Linked DNA regions of Homo sapiens: region 2 is linked to region 1. The links are chromatin loops, found by intact Hi-C in ENCODE. Cell type or tissue: dorsolateral prefrontal cortex. All regions are shown on one strand. Each heading gives the region's core, and the rest is flanking DNA. Links, peaks and the distances in the headings are about the cores only.

Region 1 (3,062 bases), core at 310-2,809:
TGTAGGATGCCTCCTTATTTCAGGAAGAGTTGAAATGAAAAGAAAAATTTCCTCTTAGACTTGATGAAATATGGTATCAGTAACTTCCATTGACTTTATAATTACTGCATATATATTTATATATTACACAAGTGCCTAGACTTCTGAAATAGATCTGTTCTAATGGGTTAGTTCTCTTAGAATGTAAGAAAACATATGACGAATGCCCTTTTATTAAAGTCATCTTTGTGACCAACTAAGTGTGTGCACACTGGAATGTGTTGGACCTCTCAATACCAAATAATGAGAAAAGATTTCTCCCTTCTCATTCCCTAACTTCATATGCTCTGTAATCAGTTCTCCATTACTGACATTTTTTTCCCCAAATACCAGATATTTGGTGGCCCCTACTAAATCAGTACGCAGTGTTCCCTCTGCTGGCTTTGCAGTACATGAAGTAATTCTTAATGCTAGTCTTTTAGCTGTATTAAGAGAAAGCCAAGATAATTTTGCAGAAAAAAAAAATCCTGGTTTAGAATAATAAACTGTCTTTGTTAGCAATGATGTTAGACATTTCCAATTTTGAATTAGGTATTTTATTTTATTCCCTTAAATGATGGAATTCCATTTGAGATGTAAGTGTAATATCTGCTAATGCATTTCTTCTGCTCTCACACATCTACACAACATAAAATCTCACATCCATACAATGGTATGGGGCATAGATGAAATAAGATTCTATTCCACTGCTTAATATATTCCTTTGGCATGGAGGGAGGGACCTGAATGGAAATTAGTTTAACAAATCTGGATTTGCACTGATTTGCAAGATTTTGCCTTGCCTTGGTTATAGAAACTATGATTGTAGGCGCTAGTCAGACCTGACAAGTATTCAGTTCAAATAAAATAAAGAGGAGGAAAAACTGTGTAGTTGTTACTTTACCTGACAAGGAAGAAGCCCTGGGAAATCTGATGTCATTGGCCTTTGTCAACTGAAAGGCGCCAGTTTTTTTGGTTCCACACTTTATGGAAAAGAAGCCTCCATGTGAGGCTGATTTACTTCTCAGTCAAGTAGACAAACATAACTTGCACTTCATCCTTTTGGGCTGATGACATTGCATTGTAACTGGGCTCAGCGCGTAATGGGGGTGGGGGTGCGTGCATTGAAAAATAATATATGGAAATAACTCATATTTGCAAAATATCAAAATAGGATTCTGGGGTAAATGAAACCTAGCATTTATTTTTATCACTAGAATAAGCTAAGAGTTAAGAAACCTGCATTTCTAACAATTGTACCATTTTCCTCTCATAACCAGTGACTAGCACACAGTAGGCTTAAGCTGTTCATGCCAATGCCAACTCATTATTCCTTTCCTTCGATTTTCTCAAGAAAACAAGCAGAAGACGAATGTTTGCAGGGCCACTTGGATTGCAAGCATGAATACAGGCTTCTGCTTCTATTCTAGAGGCAGAGGCACGGCACCCGGGGAGAGCCTGGGTTTGTCTGCAGCCAGCCGGCTCCCAATCTGGGGAGAAGCAGCCGCCAGGTGGCATCGCTGAGCCTCCCTGCGCCCGCGAGGCGAGGTAGGAAATCGTGGGGATAGTCAGTCTTCTTTCTTCTCCCCCTTCCTCCTCTCCCGACCCCCCTACCACTCCCTACCACTGTACCTTCTTTAGTTAGAGGCTTAAACGCTCAACGAGTAACAGGGTATGTCGATGAATTCTGATTTTTTTTCATAAATCAAAGTTTAGGGCAACCACCCGCCGCCTCCTGCTCACTTGTCAGGAGCTCCGGGTGACGGGGGAAGCCTAGACCAGCTTCCTGTCTGGATCAGGTAACCCAACTCGGGGGATTATCAATTTCAGTTTCCCTGTCTTCTTGCTAAAGTGAATGCAGTTTCTCCGGCTTCCGAGAGCGGCTGCAGAGAAACGACGCGCCTTACTTAAGGACTCCAGTGCAAAGGCCACTCCCTACTCAAAAAAAAAAAAAAAAAAAAAAAAAAAAAAAGAGGTTTCCTTCAGGCAGAACGCCTTCCGGAGCGCAGCGACTCGGTCTCGCAGGCACGGCGCTCTCCCTGGCTTAAGCTCGCCAAGGATTAATGGTGCTCAGCCTCGCTCCGCCGCGGCAGCCGAACCTCTCCTTTCGCTTACAGTTACAGGGAGGAAATAAATTGGAATCGACTCAGACTGTGCTTTCTGGAGGAAAGTCCTTCCTACTGTAAACATGTTTCAGGCGATCCTGTCAGCAGCATTTTAACACCCGTCTTCCGTTTAGGTTTTACGACCGGGGAAGGAGCTGAAGACACGCGCGCGCACACACACACAAACGCGGGCGCAGACGCAGCCCAAGCGAGGACACCTCCCGCACCCTCGCGGGCTCCCAGCCCTCCTTTGAATTTGCAACCGGTCGCGGATAGGTTGGGGGGGTCGTTTCCCAGGAGCTTGGCTCCTCCGTCCTCCTACCCCATCCCCTGGCCCTTGGAGATGCTGTCCAGTTCCGTCACTGACCAGAACTGACAGCCACTTGGCCCCCTGCTCTCTTGAGTGCCCAGCATCCTTTGCTCTGGACGACTAAATGCTCTCTGTGAGCCTTGCTTGGTTGGTACGGCGCGCGCTGTGCGTGTGGGACCCACTCTTCGGCAGGCACACGACCTTCGTACACCGGCTGGGCAACCACCCACTTCATCCCCTCCCCGGACCCCGCAGGCTGAGGCCCCATTGAGAGCGCAGCTGCAGCGTCTCTTTCAGAAGGGCAGAGCAGGCTGCGCGTGCACGGCGCGCGGGGGGAGGAAAAGGGCTGAGAGCTGAGGGAAGTCGACAATTCATTGCACCCCAGTCTTCAAGCGTCCCTTCTGCGCGGATCACGGAGGGACAGACGTGCATTGGCGCCTTCCCTCGATCCCTCGCTCGTGCAGGAAAGACTGGACGGTGGGGGCTCTCTGAGTTTGCGAGGGCCACGGAGGCGCCCCAGGGTGCCAGGCGCCCTTGTCAAGGGCCGCGCCCGAAGCTCCAGATTCAGTCCCCAGCACCTGTAGGAGGCGGTTTCGGGTCTGAGAGAAGGGAACATATGGCAGGTAGTT
Region 2 (3,062 bases), core at 324-2,823, 1.1 Mb before region 1:
TATGTTATGTCCACCTCTTGGGAACCCCTGATGTGCAATGGTTTATGAAAGCCTAAGAAGTCCAGCAGTAAATAAGACTGTTCAATTTGACTAAACATGTCTTCCTCAAACTTGTATCATGATGGAATTATTTTGGGGGATGCGTACTTACATGCGATAGAATTTGCATTCCTGTGGAACACACATTGATATGTTGCTATTACTCAACTTTATTACTGTACACAAGGAAACTGAGAGCCAAACTGAGGCCCTTTATTTTTATTCCTTTCAAATGTTATATTCTTTCTCATGTTTGTGGAGGGGGGAAAACAGCTATCTATAGAGCATTTATGCTACCTTTGCCCCACTGATATTTCTTATTGCATTTTCAGCCAAAATGACTGAGCATGCTTTCATCTGCCTTTAACAAAGAGAAATAGCAAAAGTGTAGGCTTCTGTTTAGAGATCGTTTATACCCTATTCCCTAATTTTCCCCTCCATATACTTCCTCAAGACATGTTAATGCAAATGTGTCTAGGAGAAATGTGTACTCTTTAGTAATAAGCTAGAGACTTAGTCTTTCATCCACCTTTGAACAAGTAGTTACATAGCCACATTTACTAGTTCCAAGTCGTGCTAATATATGAGGAAATGACAAAGCATTAGGTCACCATGAAGTCATAAAATATCTGAGGAGTTGATCAATATTAATTTATGAATGCACGTATAATGTGCATATCTCATTTTTCAGCTGATGACTTCTATTACCCGGAAAGAGCCTCATGGAAGAGAATTATAAAAGTTCTTTCATGTCAGCCTTGAAATCGAAGGCCGTAGAAAGCATTCATTGGAAGAAAGAGGTTACTTTTTATTATTGTGTATGACCCAGAGCAAGTGTCTTCAGTGTCTTCATTTCTTCTCTAAAGAACAACTCATTGGAAAATCACTTGGAGACCCTCACATAACAGATGAGAGCAATGTACTATCAAAAACCTGAATAAGAGAAAGCTCGAGAATTGATTTTCTATGTTGCTGTGACCAATCTGCTTTTCATTAGTTCCACTGACATCAGTACTAAATATATAAAAACAAGAGTTGTGTGTGTATATTGTTTTGTATTATTTTTTGTTTTATCATAAAAGCTCCACCCTCCGTTCCCCACCCCCCACCCCACCACACACAAGCTGTAGCCTTCCAATGAAGGGGGAAGAAAAGAAATAATTCTCATATTCTCCTATTTGCCCCAGACCTGAATTACTCCATTTCCTCAAGTCAGCAAATCCCCTGTACATCTGAAGCACTAAACTCAGTTCCTGAAAATATTGCCTGCTTGTTAAAGCACCCACACTGGATAGGCCCTTAAAGAGCCAGACATGCCTTGAAATTTACTGCCTCAAGCCCATCCGTCTTTCCAAGGCCTGCAATTTTCTTGAGTCTTTTCCCCAGACAAAAAGCTTCGGATGTTTGTCCCTGCAGAGGGCAACCAAGAGCTATGCTGCCAGTCGAACCCATCCTTGTACCCTGAAGAAACAGTGAGCAAGGATTCCTGGCTTTGGCCTTTGCGGGAACTTGACAGCTAATCCAAGTCATGCGAATGGCTTTAAGCTGACCCATCTTTTCTTTTTTAATTTAACAGTATGTGCAACTGTTTGGGAAAGACCAATTAGGCTGACCCATCATTTCTTCAAAGGCCTGATTGTTCTGATGTTTGGTCAAGCACACATACTACACGTAGATATGCCGTAGAAGCCAGATTTAGATACAAATCTACAGGCGTTCTGAGTTTCTCTGCCATCCAGCCAGCTTCCCCTCTTTTTAGGTGGATGTAGTCTCATTTGGCACCTCAAAGCTTGACGCAACACACCAGACTTCCTTCAGACCGTTTTACAACTGGTTTGTTTCGTTAATTAACCTCCTTTTGTGAGGTCTAATAGCCATCAGCCAGAATGATATTGGCTTCGTAGCAAAGAGTTTTATAGCTGTGTCACAGCATATTTTGATTTTCCAGCTAAAATTATCTACTATGCTCTCCGCATTACCATTTAAAGCACAGAAAATTTTCTTTGAAGCTGACAGTGTCCTGTTCCTCTTCATTAGAGTAAGCCAGAACTGTGCCATTAAACATGCTGCAGCAGAGAGGCCTGCAGGAGGCCCCTTCTCAGTTGTCCCTTCTTAGGCTTCAATTAAAAGATAATACTGACTACTTTCATAGCCCAGAAAAGTAAATTAACTCATCATCCAAGGAAACACAAGGTCTAAAATATAATTTCTTAGAAATTTGTGGCGCTTCCTCAGGTGAAATCTGTTTTCAGCTGCTTCTAGCTCCTATTTGGTAGGCACTTTCTGGAGACCTACGCTCCTGGTCATTTCAAATTCCTCTTAGCACCTTTATGTTCCTAATGGCATCTCTGAATTTTAGATCTAAGGGAATCACAGAGAGCAGATGCAAACTGTGAGATTAGACCATTTTATAATAATGCCTTAGACCAATGTTCTCAACCACTGATACTGCCATCAGCAGCATTAACATGAAAATGCCCGGGTACCACGGACCCAGTGAAGAAGAAATTCTGAGAGTGAGGTCCAGCAAGCTGCGTTTTAACAAGTCCTCCAGGTGAGTCTGATGCAAGCTAAAACTGAGAACCACTGCCTTGGGTATTTTTGAGGCTTTGGAGATTTCCAACTTATTGTGACATCCAGTAGTTTTGCTTCTTTACATTATAACTTCATTAAGTAGGCAGAATAGATAATACCTTTTCCAAATCTCTGTAGAGGAAACTATAGTTTAGAAACGGTGTTTGTTCAAGAGCAGCCTGTTGCTAAATGTTAAAGCAAGTCTAGATCACGAGGTTTCCAGTCCAACACTCATTTCCGCTGCAGTCTGCAGCCTGTGGAACAGAGTTGCTACCGCATGGACATAGAAGCCAGAAAGTCTCACCTGGCTCTAGTGACAGCATCGGCTGGGCCAACCAGGTAGAGCCCCTAATGGCTGATCCCCAGGAAAGTAAGCAAAAAAAGAAAGAGAGGAAAAGAGGAAGGGAGGAAGAGAAGACGGAAGGAAAAGGAAGAAAGGAAGGGAAGGA

The links. Hi-C counts contacts between places; a loop is a spot of excess contacts. Peaks named below come from ENCODE experiments on the same cell type or tissue, not always from the same donor. Only the 100,000 strongest peaks of a DNase experiment are listed, where the experiment ranks them.
Region 2: it touches region 1 in a loop (7-fold over the local background); 21 of 110 quality-filtered maps call a loop at or near these places.

What each region holds. Positions count from the first base shown.
Region 1 is chr6:21,587,893-21,590,954 of GRCh38, reverse strand. No RefSeq gene overlaps it. Among named protein-coding and RNA genes, the nearest start is that of SOX4, 4.3 kb to the left of the region's middle. RefSeq lists enhancers at 1,591-1,640, 1,651-1,750, 2,518-3,062. In dorsolateral prefrontal cortex, for the core only: CTCF peaks have their summits at 1,305 and 1,522 (motif pointing right); DNase peaks (open chromatin) are centred at 1,504, 2,054, 2,354 and 2,674; H3K4me3 peaks cover 1,703 bases; H3K27ac peaks cover 1,616 bases.
Region 2 is chr6:22,735,970-22,739,031 of GRCh38, reverse strand. No RefSeq gene overlaps it. Among named protein-coding and RNA genes, the nearest start is that of LINC03005, 20 kb to the right of the region's middle. In dorsolateral prefrontal cortex, for the core only: a CTCF peak has its summit at 1,459 (motif pointing right); a DNase peak (open chromatin) is centred at 1,491.